2 separate regions of the Homo sapiens genome follow, and region 2 is linked to region 1. Evidence: chromatin loops called from intact Hi-C (ENCODE). Cell type or tissue: PC-3. All regions are shown on one strand.

The links. Hi-C counts contacts between places; a loop is a spot of excess contacts. Peaks named below come from ENCODE experiments on the same cell type or tissue, not always from the same donor. Only the 100,000 strongest peaks of a DNase experiment are listed, where the experiment ranks them.
Region 2: it touches region 1 in a loop (2.8-fold over the local background); 2 of 110 quality-filtered maps call a loop at or near these places.

What each region holds. Positions count from the first base shown.
Region 1 is chr1:198,255,208-198,263,207 of GRCh38, reverse strand. It overlaps NEK7 (NIMA related kinase 7), which reads right to left. Exons shown (of 10, transcript NM_133494.3): 4 at 571-633. Among named protein-coding and RNA genes, the nearest start is that of NEK7, 100 kb to the right of the region's middle. In PC-3, no CTCF peak of the experiment used is centred here; a DNase peak (open chromatin) is centred at 4,507; H3K4me3 peaks cover 571 bases; H3K27ac peaks cover 1,521 bases.
Region 2 is chr1:198,439,835-198,447,834 of GRCh38, reverse strand. No RefSeq gene overlaps it. Among named protein-coding and RNA genes, the nearest start is that of ATP6V1G3, 97 kb to the left of the region's middle. In PC-3, no CTCF peak of the experiment used is centred here; a DNase peak (open chromatin) is centred at 4,274; H3K4me3 peaks cover 572 bases; H3K27ac peaks cover 3,221 bases.

The DNA of each region.
Region 1 (8,000 bases):
AAATACAACATAGGCCGCAGTATTTCTCAAAAGAAACTTCACTATAAAAGAAGCAGTGCAGAAATAACTGAAATCTCAGTCATATTCTTAGTAGATGAGAAACTAAAAAGCTAATTCCTGGCATACTCTTTACATGCACTCTGTCTAAGTCTGGAAAAAGTATTGAAACATTAGAAAATGCATGTGAACCATTTTGATTAGTCCACATTCTCAATATAATACATGTTGAGATAATGCTAATTTGCATTTATATTACTTAACCTTTAGAATATGTCTTGTTGGGGTGGTCAAGAAAAAAAAATTCTTCAATGTTTTATGCCCATTTTATCTATTTCCTACTTTGAAATGAGAAAAAAAAGCTGGTCCTACAAATGTTCTGATTATGTTATTTAACAATAAATCCAAAAAATAACTACATTCTTCAGTATACTGAAATTTAACCTTATATAATATTACTTGAAATCAGTGTAGCATAAGTCTTAAAAACCTTTTTGTGTTTAAGTGTGATATTTTAGTAAATCACTTTTATCACCATGTTATGTTCAAAAGAGTCAACAGTTCATTAATTACCTTAAGAAGATCTATTTCTTTGATGCAATCAGCACGTGCTTTGGCATCCATTAAATCAAATATCTAAAAACAGAACCCAGAATTACTTAATAAAATAATAACCTATGGTTCAAGCTATTGTGTAAATTCATTTTAATACTCTACATGTAATTATTTGTACACTAAGGAATTTTCTTTCTGATTAGCTTTTCTTTATTAAGGAGTTCTGTAGGTATCTTATGTTACCAACATTGCTTACATTTTCAGCAGTCAGTATTTAAAAAATGGATAAAGAGAACAGGTAGATACCCCTTAACACTCAGGTCTTAAGTTCCAATGAACAAAATTAAAGTTGTGATTATTAAGATGATAAAGTAATAGCTAATATATGTTGAGCAATTAATATATGCTAAATGTACTGCACAACCTTATGAGGATGATAATAGTAGTATTCCCATTTTACAGATGAAGAAGAGAAGCTTTAGAAAGCTAAGGAGAATGACAAAAGGTCACACAGCTAATCAACAGAGCAAGCAGAATTCATTCTCAGAGTTATCCATCTAGAACCCAAGCACTGAACCATTAATCTGTTCCATCAAATCATGTCTAAAAGGTCTGATGCATGCATTCTTGACAAGGGTGATATCATTCCAAGGGGGTGAAAATTGGTTCTTTGTGGAGAAGGGTAACAAAATTTTACTCTATTAAGTATAAAGTATAGATACACATACAGTACTACACATAAACAGATATACTGTATTTGTGGAATTAAAATTTCATGGGTAGAGGTAATTAGGAAGAAATGTCTAAACAGGCAGCTTGGGGGGAGGATAATGAAGAAAAGGTTGAAAAATATTAACCTACTGTTAAAAACATAAAAATAAAAAATACAATCAAAAAGATATTTCATGTGTCTCTGAAAACACAAATCTCTCAAGGTTCTAAGTGTGTGGAAAATAACATTTAAAAAAGCAATATCTTAGAGACTGCAAAAAAAATCTAAGTCAGTACTGCAAGCTGATTAAAACCCTAGTTACATAACAAATAAAAAAATTAATGACATTTTTAGTAATCAGCTTGATCAAGTCTTCCTGATTCAGCCAGCTAACATTCCAGGAAAAGAAGGTACAATGTCAAAGGAGTGGCAGAATCCAAGTCTTTTTAATTAAAGAAGTAGTTATTAGACACTACCAGAGAGGGCTGGCCTCTTTACACATGATGCTTTAAACTTCATTGCAATCTTATAAGACAGGTAGTATTGGCCACAATAACAAGATGAGGATTGAGGCTCAAAAAGATTAAATAATATGCTTATGATCATAAAACTAGTAAAGGACAGAATCAGGACTTGAAGCCAGGTTGTTCTAGCTCCATAGTCAGTGTTTTCTCAATGAGCCAGGCTGTCACAAAGTCTAATGCATACACAACTAGCTAATAAGTATTAAAATATATGTGTGTACAAAGTGTAGTATTAGAAACCTAAGGAAGAAATTCCTTCCATGTAGGGTGGCGGGTACCATTAGAGGTGAACCTTGAAAGAATTATAGGATTCTGCCAGTCAGAAACAAAAGATATCTACTGCATAAAAGTAAATATGGAATAAGGGTGTAAAATTACAGCTTATAAGAGGCAACTTTTTCTAGATATCATTCTTAATATCCAAAGATACACAAAGTTCTAATTTGTCTTAATTTAAAAAACCATATGAAGATATTAGATAAGATTATAAAGCAAAAATAAAATCCATAAACTCACTGCCTTAAAGAATTTTAGCTTTGGCTCAGTCCCTTCTATTTCTTGTACAAACGCATGTGCTTTTTGCATAGTGAAAATAGCAGTATATAAAATGATATATATGCTTTTTCACTAACATTATTTTGGTTCTACTACTTCTAATGAAAACTTCAAGTATCAAATTTACGTTCTGCAACTTTTAATGTAAAATATTGAGCACTGCAGTTTAAGATTTGAAAAAATATAAAGCCTTACCTTACTTGATGGTTTACAAAAAGAGACAGACTAGATTACATCAAAGTTTCTCCCACTTAATCAAATAACAGAAGAAGAAATATGTATGCCGGTACATATATTAAAGAGAGTTAACTTCTCTTTTTTCCATTAGCAGTAATTCTAACCATGTCAGCCACAGTAAACTCATGTTAACTACCATGATTTCAGAATGGAACAGAATGCAACACGATGAAACAACAGCAAGGAAAGGAAAAGGGGTTAAAAAAAAAAAAGGAAAGGACTATGAGTGGCAAATCACTATCACAAAGTTCACATAAACTATCTAGTAAGATATGTTTTAGCTAACATTAAGCTGTTGTATACATTAAGCTTTGACAAAATGAGCTAGATATAAATGGACACCAATAGCAGGGGTTAAAAAAATTACCAGTATTAAAGAACAAACCATATGACACTATTTATGGAAGGAAGGAAAAACCTTGCAGAAATTTTCTCCAAGAGCATCATAGTTTTAACTCTACACACAAATTATTAATATGAATAACCTGATCCTGAGTACAGACAAGCTTAAACTGTTAATGCCCACCCTTTCTACATATAAAAATCCATGCTGAATGCCATCTTACTATCAGATTTTATTACAGATACAAATAAGAAAACCATCTTGCAGTCCTTTAAGATGCACAGTGTCAGATGCAGAATGCAGACTGCAACACAGAAAATTAACACGCAACTTGTAAGTGCTACTTGTTCAAAGTGATGTAAGAACCTTAATGGGGGTGAGCATGGCTGGCTGGAAGGGCTCTCAATAACTGATTTATATAAGCAGGAATGCGTAATGCCCTTCAGGAAAATATATATGTGTGTGTGTGTGTGAGTGTGTGTGTAAAATCGAAAGTTCTTGAACTGAAGGAATAAGCTTTACATTTAGCAATTTCACATAGAAATGCCATTCATTCCCCCAAAGGGATTATTATATCAACATGTTAAACAATAAAACAAACACTAATGGAAACAGAAAAATTTGAACTTGATATTAGTTATAGGTATGAAACACACACACACAGACTACTTGCACTTTAAATCAAAATGGCATGAGAAATAACTGATTCTTGACACATCATAAATGCTGATGCCATTCTCAGGAAATGCTATTTACAAGGAATTTGAGATAAATCAAAGATATACTGGAAAGCACAAAATTGTAAGTATATCAGATCTTGATGTAATTCCTGGTATTTTTGTTTGTTTGTTTTAGGAGGCAGAGAAAGAATAATGCCCATATAGTACCAGTAATTAAAATGAAGAAAATCACAAACTTGGAGACATATATGTATTTAATCTCTCAGTAATCAATGTCTCTATGATGTGGAACAACATTTTTAAAAACAAAAGAGGGTGAGTGAGATAAGAATGAATAATAGATGTATAAGAGTTTTAGGAAACCATAACAAGATACAACATATCAAGATAGAAACATGCTACATAGAAAATCTTTAATTCAAGTTATAAAAATTAATTTAGAATTACAAATTGACTTTTATTTTTAACTGAATTTTCAATAATATCAAAAGTCACTCCTCAAACACAGGGAGAAATAAGCATTGATGGCACATCTAAAGCAAAACTAAATTCTGAGCAAAATACATTTACAAATACATTTAACTGGAAATTCAGAAGTATCTTATCTTTCTTTTTCTCTCAGCCAACAAGTCAAGACAAAAATAAATAATAATGAATATTTAGATTACATCATTCCCAAACACAGATTCAAAGCTGTCCGATGATTTCATGAGCAAGAAAAAGCAGTATGTCTTGGGTGAAAATATGGACTTTGTAAGAATATCTTGCATATAATATGTACAAACAAGTCTTTAGGAGGCATCATTTTCATTCAGCTCCACCAAAGTTTCTTCAGGTTTTTAAACTCATTTTATACTTGGTAAGAGCAAGGGATGAGCTGTGGTTAGGCAAGTAATGACTGATAAATTCTTGGTATTCTCTGAATCATTTTAAAGGTTTTCTTTTGTCATCTTAAAATTTTGCCAAAATTACTCATAGCTAATGAAACTGAAAAGGTTAACACTAGATTTCTTTAAAAGGAAATGAAATCCTTCTAGTAACTTAACAGAAATATCCCCTTAAAAAGGCATATGTCAAATTGTTAGAAGAAAGACCATTTAAAATGCAGAAAACAAAGTACTTAAAAATATATACTAAGCAAGTTTTTGTTGTTGTTGTTTTTCTTTTTTGAGAGAGTCTTGCTTTGTCTCCAGGCTGGAGTGCAGTGGCGTGATCTTGGCTCACTGTAACCTCCACCTCCCGGGTTCAAGCGATTCTCCTGCCTCAGCCTCCCAGGTAGCTGGGACTACAGGCGTGTGCCACCACACCCAGCTAATTTTTGTATTTTTAGTAGAGACAGGGTTTCACCATGTTGGCCAGGATGGTCTTGATCTCTTGACTTCGTCATCTGCCCGCCTCAGCCTCCCAAAATGCTGGGATTACAGGCGTTGAGTCACCGTGCCCGGCTCTACAGCTGGAACCTTCCTGTCACTACCCTTCAGATGACTGACTCCTTATCCTCCACCTACGCTTAAATTTCACATCCTCGGAGAGGCCTTTGCTGCACACTCTATCTAAAATGCTCTCCTCCTCTAGTTTGTCTCTAATACCACAGCATGGTCATTTCCTTTTTGGCTATAATTATTTGATTTATTTTTTGCTATAATTATTTGATTTATTGTCTATTTTCCACACAAAAATGTTGGATTTAATTATTGTGTCCCACTATTGTGTCCCTATTGTCAAGTACAGTGTCTGCCATATAGTAGTTTAACCCCAAAATGTTAAACAATCCATAAAACTGGAAATTTTCTGTTTCTTATCTGCTTAGAAATGCTTAAGATTGCAAGTACAAGTAATTAAAATTAAAAAGCTTTAATTTTAAAGATAAAAGCCTATTCCACCTTGACAAGTAAAAACTAACATTAATTTACCAAATTGTTCTGTATCTTTTAAATGTCATTTATGAATTATTCTTACAAATGCTTAGTTTTCATTTATTCAAATAACAATTGGAAATCTGAAAGGAAGTCTATAGAGATTAAATGAAGTTCATAAAAGCTGCAAGATAAATTTATTAATCACAATGAACACTGAAAAAGAGATTGAAGGCAGAGCCACAGAGGTTACGAATATATTAAAATCAGCCTATGTATTATGGAAGTGCTATCATTGTCCACAAATTTCTGATCATATATAATCCTAATTTCTAATTATATGCAAACATGCAGAATCTAAACTTAAGATGATAAAAAGTAACTTATTAATAGAAATTAAAAAGTTATTTGCTTGAAAAATACTTTAAAGCAACTAACAAACATAAGTAAATAAAAGGTAAGCATTCAATATCAAAGAATACTTTGGGGAAGACTTTTTGAGATCACCTGAATCAAAAGGTAAATCTGAACAATATTATCACTTTATGTTTATTTGTATAAATACATAAAGTATTATTTTAGCTTTTCTTCCTAAAAAAAACTCACTGACAATGGCTGCCACACAGTAAAATAGTGTTATCTAGAAATATAGTTAAGAGTAAGCAAAGCGAAATTAAGCATTAATGAACAAAGGATCAAAATACCTCACGTATTATTTAAAAATGAGAGTACAATGGTCAAAGAACTAAGAAACAGTGAGACCCAAAATTCACACTACTGTAACACTATGTCAGACTGATGAAATAAAAACCAACTTCATTCCTATAGCTCTAATCAATGAGCAAAATATAATAAAATAGAGATTGCATATACCAGATCAAAATAAGTTTTTGATAATCTTCCAACATAAAGAACGTAAGTTTTGAGACCCAGCTCACGAACTCTGTGAAGCCTCTTTCCTAAGCTCCTCCTCACACCTGTTCTCTTCAAGGCTGCTCCTATCACATGAGTGCCTATCTCATTATGTTAGAGGTGTCTTTGTTGTACCCCCACTAGAATCCCATGAGTCTCATTATGTTTATCTTAATCTTCCTAAAGCCTTAGACACTGACCAATAAACACTAGGTGGCCAATAAATACTGGAGGAATGAATTCAATGATCAGCAGGAAGGGAAGCACTGAAGAAGGAGGCAAGAGAGAAAGAAAAGCAAAGTTGGTACAGAGAATTTCAAAATTGTTTTATTAGTTAAGGTACCATCTTATTTTTTTGCAAATGAACCATGATGGGATACAGGTAAATTTTCAAAAAGATTGGTTAATGTTGCCATATACTGTAGGCTCTCAGATCCCTTTATGATTTCCAAGAAGTAACATGCATTTAGCGCACACACTCTTCTTTCCCATACAGGTAACAGGCAAACCTGCAGGAAAATGGCCAGAGCTGAACACATCCTTTGTTAATAGCCCTGAATCAGTGAACTAAATGGAGTGGCACAAAGTAGGGAAGGGCCTTAAAAACTAAGCTGAGGATTCTGGATGGTATCTCATTAAAAATTTGTAAGCAGAGAAATGAATGATAAAACCAATATTTTATGAACTCAACCAAAGTATTCAAGGAGTCTAGTGGACCTGGGAACAGTAATACAGTTCTTGAGACAAGTAATATAGCCTTAAAATAACAAGTTGCATGAGGAAATTCAATATTTAATTCTTTAGGGTTTTTTTAAAGAGTTAGGTTAGCATTCTTCAAAAAGGAAAAGCATTGGTCAGCAATATTATAAAATTTTGTATTTTAAGCTGCAGAGATGACTTTTTAAAAATAAAGAACCATGGGTTTTCCTGTTCAGCACAAGTGTAATATGTCACAAGAATCAATATGTCTAAAATGCAAATATATTTCTCCTTACAAAGGTTTAAGGCGTTGCTCCCTAATAAATAAGGTAAGAATATCTTCACAATATCATTTCTGTCTTCTATGAAGAAATTAGGTTTAAACTAGATGTCACAATATCCACACTAAAGCAGAAAGGAATGGGATAATCCAAAAGAATAAACTTTAACTTCCTACAGTAATTTGAGGTTTATCACAGCGTAAAACAGAGGCAGCTAGAGGGTAATGTCCAATTAATACTGAATGGAAATACAATTGTGCAAATTAACTCACACTTATTCAAATTCCCAATCAATAGAAAAATGCAGCAAGAGCTTTTTTCTTCCTCCCTCCACCCCTTCCTCCATTCTTTCTTTCTTCCCTTCTTTCTTTCTGTTTCTAATGAGAAGGTTCTGCAATGTAAAATATAATCACTAGAGACAGAATTGAGCCCTGTTTTCCACACTCAGAATCAGAGAAGGGATCCAAGAGTCCCCAGAGACCTCCAAATGGATCTCAATCCATCCAACCTCCCATCTTGACAATCTGTGGCAGATTGGCAGCTATGTTCTCTCCATTCTATTCTGTATGTTGAGCTTGTAATTTTACTTTGAAAATAATGGATTTTGAAGATTGTTACTCTACTTGAGAGTCCACAATGCATCCTCAAT
Region 2 (8,000 bases), 180 kb before region 1:
TCACACCAACATGAACAAGAAGGAATAAATGAGGGAAGGATGGTAGGAAGGAAGGAGGGAGGGAAGGAGGAAGAGAAGGAAGAGAAAGGGAGGGAGGGAGGGAGGAAGGAAGGGAGGGAGAGAGGGAGGAAAGAAGAGAGGGAGGGAGGGAGGAGAGAGAGGAAAGGAAAGAAGGGAAGGGAAAGGGAAAGGGAAAGGAAAGGGGGAGGGAGGGAAGGAGGAAGGTAGGAAGGAGGGAGGGAGGAAGGTAGGAAGGAGGGAGGGAACAAAGGCAAGGAGTGCAGAATTATCTTATTGGGTGGTCCAGCCTTTTAAATATCTGAAAGTAATTTTTAAAATTCAACTTATATAAGAATGTGTCTGTTCATAAAGAGATGTGAGGCATTAGACACTCTGAGGTGCTACGAATACTATATTATAACAAAGGCTAAGATAAAAATCTCTGATGTTATGGATTTTGCACCACGTCACCTTAGAATCAAATCACATTTCGTCCTCCTACTCTTTACCCCACATGGTAAACATGGGGTCAGAGGTCTTGGATTCTGTTCTGACCTCTACCTATCATTTATTATGTGGTTTGGGGCTAGTGACAGCTTCTCTAAATGTTAATTTCCAAGGCATTGTACATGGTTATTGCTGTTAAATTAAACTATATTTGGCCTGAGGATGCCTCCGTACTTAATAGGCCCAATATAATGTACTACAACCAAGTAACTTACTTAAAGCCTAATATAGGAATATACTTTTGTAACAAGTAACTGAGTCTCAGCCAATCACATCAGCCAATCTTCAGTCAATCACAGGCTGTCAAGTGATCAGGCCATATTCAAACAAGGCAAATATCAAGCTGTTTCTGTATCTCACTCTCATTTTCTGTCCATAAACGTTGCCTGCCCACAATGCTAATTAGAGCTCCCTGAACTCTTCTGTCTCTAAGAGCTTCCCAATTAGCAAATCATTTCTTGTTCAAACAAACTGTTAAATTTGTCTAATTTCTTTTAACACATCTAAGGTCCCTATAGTTATAGAATACTATGATTTCATGATTATATGGAACATCCTACTGTCTTATTATGTCAAGTATATCATCATTTTACAATTTTACAATTATTTATTTCCCACATTAATATTTAGAACTAAGTTGAAAAATGAAATATTTTTTGGAACACAATTATCTTAGTTTTCTTTCTTTTACTATAAGTGATGGTCTGAGATTTTCTCCACTAGATGTTATATTCTCCTTTAAATTTCTAAATGCCAATGTACATGTTTGAGAGGCATTGCAATATCCAGAACTTTCTCTCTTGCCCACCAAAAAATAACCAAGAAACATTCCTGTGTGGTCAGTTGTCTGTGCCCAAATACCATCGTCATTTAAATAAAGACTGACTACTCTTCCCAAAATATACATCTATTATCATCATTATGATTATCCGCACTGATGTCCCAATATGTCCATTTGTTTCAATATTCATTTTTATACAGTTCAAATGCTGTAGTCACCATAGAGATCATTGTCAAGCAGGTGCTATGGCTCATTCTCTTATGGCTAAAGAAAACATTTTTTTAAAATATCCACATGGTATCCAGGTTACATCTTGATAATCACTTTAAAACTGAGCAAAAAAAAGGCAGATGGAATGTTGTTTTTCTTTTTTCTCCTCGTCTTCCTTTATTCCCTCACATTGTCAGGATGGCTCCATCCATTCAGATGGCAGGACTGTTCTGAATGAAGGCAGACCTGCACCTTCGGCAGTCATCTCTCCAGTTCAATTATGGTGCTTTAACAGGGCTAATTAGCATTCCTCAGAGCTGGAGTTCTTTGAGTGACAGGTAACCATGGAGAGTCACACTCCTGTAGGTGATCAGCAAGAATCTATCTTTTCTTTTTAATTAAAAATTAGAAAAGCCTTAAAGAAAAAGCATAGCATTTACTAACGTATGCTGTTAGCCCAAGGTTGCCATGCTGGAAAGAATAACAATAGTGTCAGAAGAAAACTAATGCCATTTCCAAAGGAATAGAGAAAAATATCATGGTAGTCAGATACAAGAAATATGTTTATCATCATCCCTGATAACAGATACCCAAAAGGAAAACACAAAATAGCAAAAGATCATCTGTTCCTGAGAGTTTATTTAGATAATAATTTTCTTCCCTTCAAAATTTGAGAAATACTATTGTATTTATTAACAATAGTTGTGTTCTTTCCTATCATTTAGAAAGTATTAGAACTAGAAATTTAGAATTGCATATGCAGTTATTACCGAATAAAACATTCAGTAAATGTCAATTGCTGATGATAAGAGATATCATAACAAAATTAAAAAGTATTAATAACCTATTCGATCCTAGGAAAGATTAGAAAAATTCCATAATGCACCAGTATTAAACCTGATCTTAAGAACTGATGTCAGCAGACAATATGTATCTGTCCAACAAAGTGTGTTTTCTAAGTAAGGCAGACAAGTGAATTAAATATTGTCACCTTAGCTTGGTAGCTCAGTTTCAGGAAAAAAATAGACAGAAATTTTATAACATTTTAACAGCATATCAAGACACTTTTTCTATTCAAAAACAAATAAGTAAATAATCTGAATAATCAGAGTCCATTTTAACTTTCCCAAAACTGAAAAGGATACTGTTCTATTTTCTTTTGGTTCTGTTCATCTTATAAAAAATGTAATTTAACATGCCTCTCCCTTCCTGTTTTTACCCCAAAGTAGGATTATTATAAAAACACTCTATGCTGTTACTTCTGGAAGGCATAAAGCCAGGAAGCTCTTACAGTGTTATGGGAATGCCTAATCTCATGAGCTTGCCAGCCTTATTTAAACTATGAGGGTGGGAAAGGATGCAAATCACGTCACAGCAAATTCTTCAACTGTTAGTTCAGAACAATTTCCATTATGAAGAATTCACTAATAACACAAAATGATAAAATCAGTTGTATTATTCTGTAGGTTAAATGAAGAAACAGATTTTAATTCCAAAAGACTGTCCCCCATAATTTGGGTCATTGTCCATCAAGTCATTTGTTTAATTCTGTTTATTTGAATTTGGTTTCTTAATAATTCCTCAAATTTTCAATTTTCTACAAGAATTTTATAGAAAATAGATTTCCCTCTCAACGTTTATAAACTTAGCTTCAATAAATTTAACTTGCTAATTACTATTCACTTTAATTTGAAAATACAAAGGATGATTATATCCCAAGAATCTCAAAACTTTATTTTTTCCTGAAATTTTTTCCATAGCCAATAGAATTCAGATATAAGAATAAGAATGTCTCATGTTTAATAATATGAAAAAGTTATATTCTGAAGCATTTTATTTTGTAGCATACTATTTTTGAATCATAATAGAGAGAGGTAGCTGTTGGTTCTATATGTTACTTCCTTTGATAGCTACTACTTCCATGCATAATGTATATCAATTTTATTACTAATAATGAAACCAAATTAGTGGAAATGCTGAAGTGAATGGAAAATGCTATGCATTTAAAACAAACCCATTAAGAATCAATGCCCCATTTTGTTTTAGAAATAACTGACAATTTCCAATTATTTTTAAAACAGCAAATTGAATTATTGGATCTTTAGAACTGTTTTTATTCACTTTCAATACTAATTATTTATAGGCTAATCATTCTTAGCTCTCTGTCTACATTTTTCTGCAGATGCTATAAGAAAAATTTTTCAAGTTGAACCATGTTATGATAGATTATACTTATTTAGTAAAAAGGAGACAGGAATGGTTGAGTGCTCTGAACTGTTGACATGGCTGATCGCTAATCACTTTACATCTTACATGAAGTACTGCTTCTTCCCTACTATGACAGACAGAAGAAATATGCTTGTAACAATGGTTACTAACATTTTTTCAGAAAATGTTGATAACCCAAAGCTAGCTGCTGTCCCATCATAGAATATTTTGTCTTGTTTTCCTCCTGGATGTAGTCCTTCAGATTTTCCACAGTGATTCCCTACATCCATAAAAGGTCAAAAGCATGAAACCGCCTACTGATGTAGTTTAATATTCACATTTTATAGGTGAAGAAACTGGGGCACAGAGAAGTTAACTTACACTCAGGTAATTAGTTTCAGGGCTAGAACTGGAACCAAAACTCAAGATTCAGAGTTCCTGCATCAACAACTTCTCCAAGGATAATTCCATTCTATTCTGCACTCTCACTAGATTCCGTATCAACTTGTCATGAGTTGACTCAGAGAATTGACTCATAGCGTCAACAATAGCACAAAAGCCATACCTTGCAACATCCTGCCATACAACACCCTCTTGCCAGATCCAAGAACTTGCTTACTTCAGTGTCATTAACTTATGAAGATATCGATTCCCTAACTTGAGCTGACAGGGCATCATTGTTCTTTACCTTTGTGACTCACATTACTTTTCTCACATTGCTTTTATAAATACTCTGCTTTTGCCATATTTTATCATAAAACATTAGTCTTCTGGTTGGAGGGGGTTGGAAAGAAAGCACTTTCTTGACTCCCTAAGATACTACAATTTTGGACATATCATGATTAAAGAAAAAATTGAAAAATTTAAGTGGTAAAATTAAAACATTAAACAAATAAGATGTTGCCTAAGAAAAATACACAATTTTATTATAAAGACAGTACAAAACAATAGTGTATTTGAAAACTAATAAATATCCTTCAATGCATGCTTTTTGACCTGTTAATTAGAAGAGTATATGCCGGGTTATTTTTCTGTAGTTAAGACAGGTAGGAAAACCCACGACACAAAAATAAAGATCATGTCATTTCTGTCCTGTGTGGAAAATAATATATTATGTTTTTTTCTATTAAAATCCTTTTTTCTTCCATTTTTAGTGACTGTAATAATTTTCTCTATATATCTATGAAGTTCTATATGCTAAACTAAGGGTTGTATACTAAACAATGTCTAATCTGTGCATATCAACATACATGTGGACACCTGTACACATACACACAACTAAATCACCATTCAATAAATTCGTCATTTTGGTTCTATTTGGCTGCCACACTCAAATACCTTTCAAAAGGATAGAGCCATGAGCAGAGAAAATGAAAAGACAGAAGTGAGGCCTAAAAGTAATTATTATTTGAGAAAAAAAATTAGCTGTAAACATTTGCATTTTTAAGAGGAGACTCATAGAGGACATAATGTTATTTTAAAATAATAATTATTACTGCTATTAAATTAATACATGAATGAGTATATTTTAAATCCAGTATGAGTCTTAACTTCTAGAATTATCTCCCTTATCCCCTAGTCCCACTTCACAAAAGTTGTCATTTTTAAACAGTTTTAGTGCACCCTTCCAGGACATTTTATGATGGCATATTAAAAACATCTGAAGTGTTTTCTTATTTTTAAAAAACGCCTCTTCTGGCTGGGTGCTGTGGCTCACGCCTGTAATCCCAGCATTTTGGGAGGCCGAGGTAGGTGGATCACAAGTTCAGGAGATCGAGACCATTCTGGCTAACATGGTGAAACCCCATCTCTATTAAAAAAGACAAAAAAATTAGCCGGGCGTGGTGGTGGGCACCTGTAGTCCCAGCTACTCGGGAGGCTGAGGCAGGAGAATGGCGTGAACCCGGGAGGCAGAGCCTGCAGTGAGCCAAGATCGCACCACTGCACTCCAGCCTGGGTGACAGAGCAAGACTCTGTCACAAAAATAAATAAATAAATAAATAAATAATGCCTCTTCTAAATGGCTGCAGGAAGAAAAGCAGGAAAAATAGGATTCATAGACAGGAGACAAATACACATAGTACCCCAATATAAGAAAGGAAGGTCCTTCTTGTGGAGGGTAGTAGATTTCCAACAAATGAGTTATTAGGTTTATCAACTGGTGGTAGAAAAGAAGCAAATCTTGTATCAAAGGATTCAAACATTGAATGAAATCTTTTATGTCCTCTCCAACCTCAAGAAACTAAAGAAATTAAAATATTCAGATTACATATATTTTAAATAATGTTTGAAAGCAAATTCTTTGTTTCCATAATTTTTATTGGGATTCAGTCAGAAGTTTCTTCTGACTTAAATTATTAAATCTATGAAGAATATTATCAGATTTTCTTAAATATAAAGAAAGAAGGGAGGAAACAAAAAAGGAATAGTTGAAGGAAACACAGAAAGGGAAGAAGAGGGATAAAATTGAAATGTCAAAAAAATCCTTTGCTTTTCAAAATTTCCAACAGAACTCATATAAGTAGTATTTAACTGTTACTGACTCAGGTCAGAGTAGGAAGAGGAGGAGAGGAAAATGAGTTAAATCAGACGAGTAGAAGAATAAAATAAGGAAAGGACAGAAAATTAGAAAGCGGAAAGGGAATGAAGACCAAGGAAAGGAGGAAGCTGTTGCAGTTGAGAAAACTGTCATAGCAACTGACATCAAATCAGGCAGTAGGACCAGCGACATTTCTTAAAGATAATATAGAACTTTGATAATGTGTCCCCAACAGTTGTCCAAAAATATTTATTTTCAAAAATCAAAGTAAATAGTTTTTAAAGTAATAGTAAATGCTTTGCTCTCTTTCATATTTTAATCCATGGAATTCATAAAATTGTTTTGTTTTGTGGATGAAAGTATCTGATCAGGTTGAATGTTTATCTTCTGATAAACTTTTCCAACTGTTCAGAGAATATGGTTATGATTATACAGCACTGTTGAAAATTAAAGTGCCTAAATTACCATACATGGTTAAAAACAGACCAGACTTTTAACATATGCAATGCTTTTTACCAGAAGTCGAATAACGTCAGCGTCTATGAAACTACTGAGTTCAACTTATTAATCTCTGTGCTGCTGAACAGCCCACTAAATCTCTCTTTTAAACTCACACATGCCCCCTGTGTCTGCTGCGTCCTAGCATATCCGAGAATGGATTTTCCATTGAACGTTACTGCCAAAGCACTTTTTCTTCTGGCACCAGCAGAGAAATTGAAATATACCTTATAGGCTTAAAAGATAAAATATATTATGGCTTAAGAGATAAAATATATTATGAACTTCAGCAACCCAAGAAAATGTGGGCAATGTGTAATAAAATTTGAGATGCATAGACACTTGGCTTGATCAAATTTTACTAATTCATTCAGAAACAACCATGTTGGATTCATCAAGCTTTTCAAAGTTGAGGTAACAGTTATTGAAAGCCATTAGTTCTATCATATACTTTTTCCCACCCCATTTGACCAAATAAATTCTTACCCAAGTGAGACCTTTCTTTAGAGCAAACTCTGAAGGGTTTGCAATTCAAAAAATGGTTTACAAAGGTCCATTGTTTTGTTCTGGCCACTGCTCAAAAGTAACTTCAAAATTGCCTTACTAATTGATCTATTTCACATCATTCTGAAAAATCTGAACTGGCTCTTTCAGGTTGGTGATCTCCCTGAAAAATCTGCTTGTAAGGCATATCTGTCTATACTCTCTCATGATGACACAGCGTCCCCTGCCTCTGTCAACTACAGCTAAGTACAAAGCACTGTGCTAAATGCTACTAAAAGAAGAATTAAGAAAATGTGTGGACAATCCCTGTTGTCTAGAATCTGAAAATTTAGTAACGGGATTTAAATATATACACACATATGTACAGGCCCACACAAATATATATTATGCATTATGGATGTTTATGTACATATATCGTGTATTATGGATGTGCATGTGTGTGTATATATATATATATATATATGTATATATACACACATGCACATATTCATAATTCAAGAAAGAAAATGAAAAATGCCGTGAGAAAGATAGAAAAAAGAAAGTGGTTTAGAAGCACAACTGAGAGGGAACATGTTTTCCCTGTGAGGCAAGATGAAGATGTAGTCAAAATTAGCAAAACCTTTATGGAGAAGGTGACATTTGTCTTTAGAACTGGGTATGGACCTATGGGCAGAAATGGGGAGGAAAATATTCTAGGCAGAGGGCACAGAAAAATAAAAATCCAGTATTGTTGGAGAAACAGTAAGTTGAGGA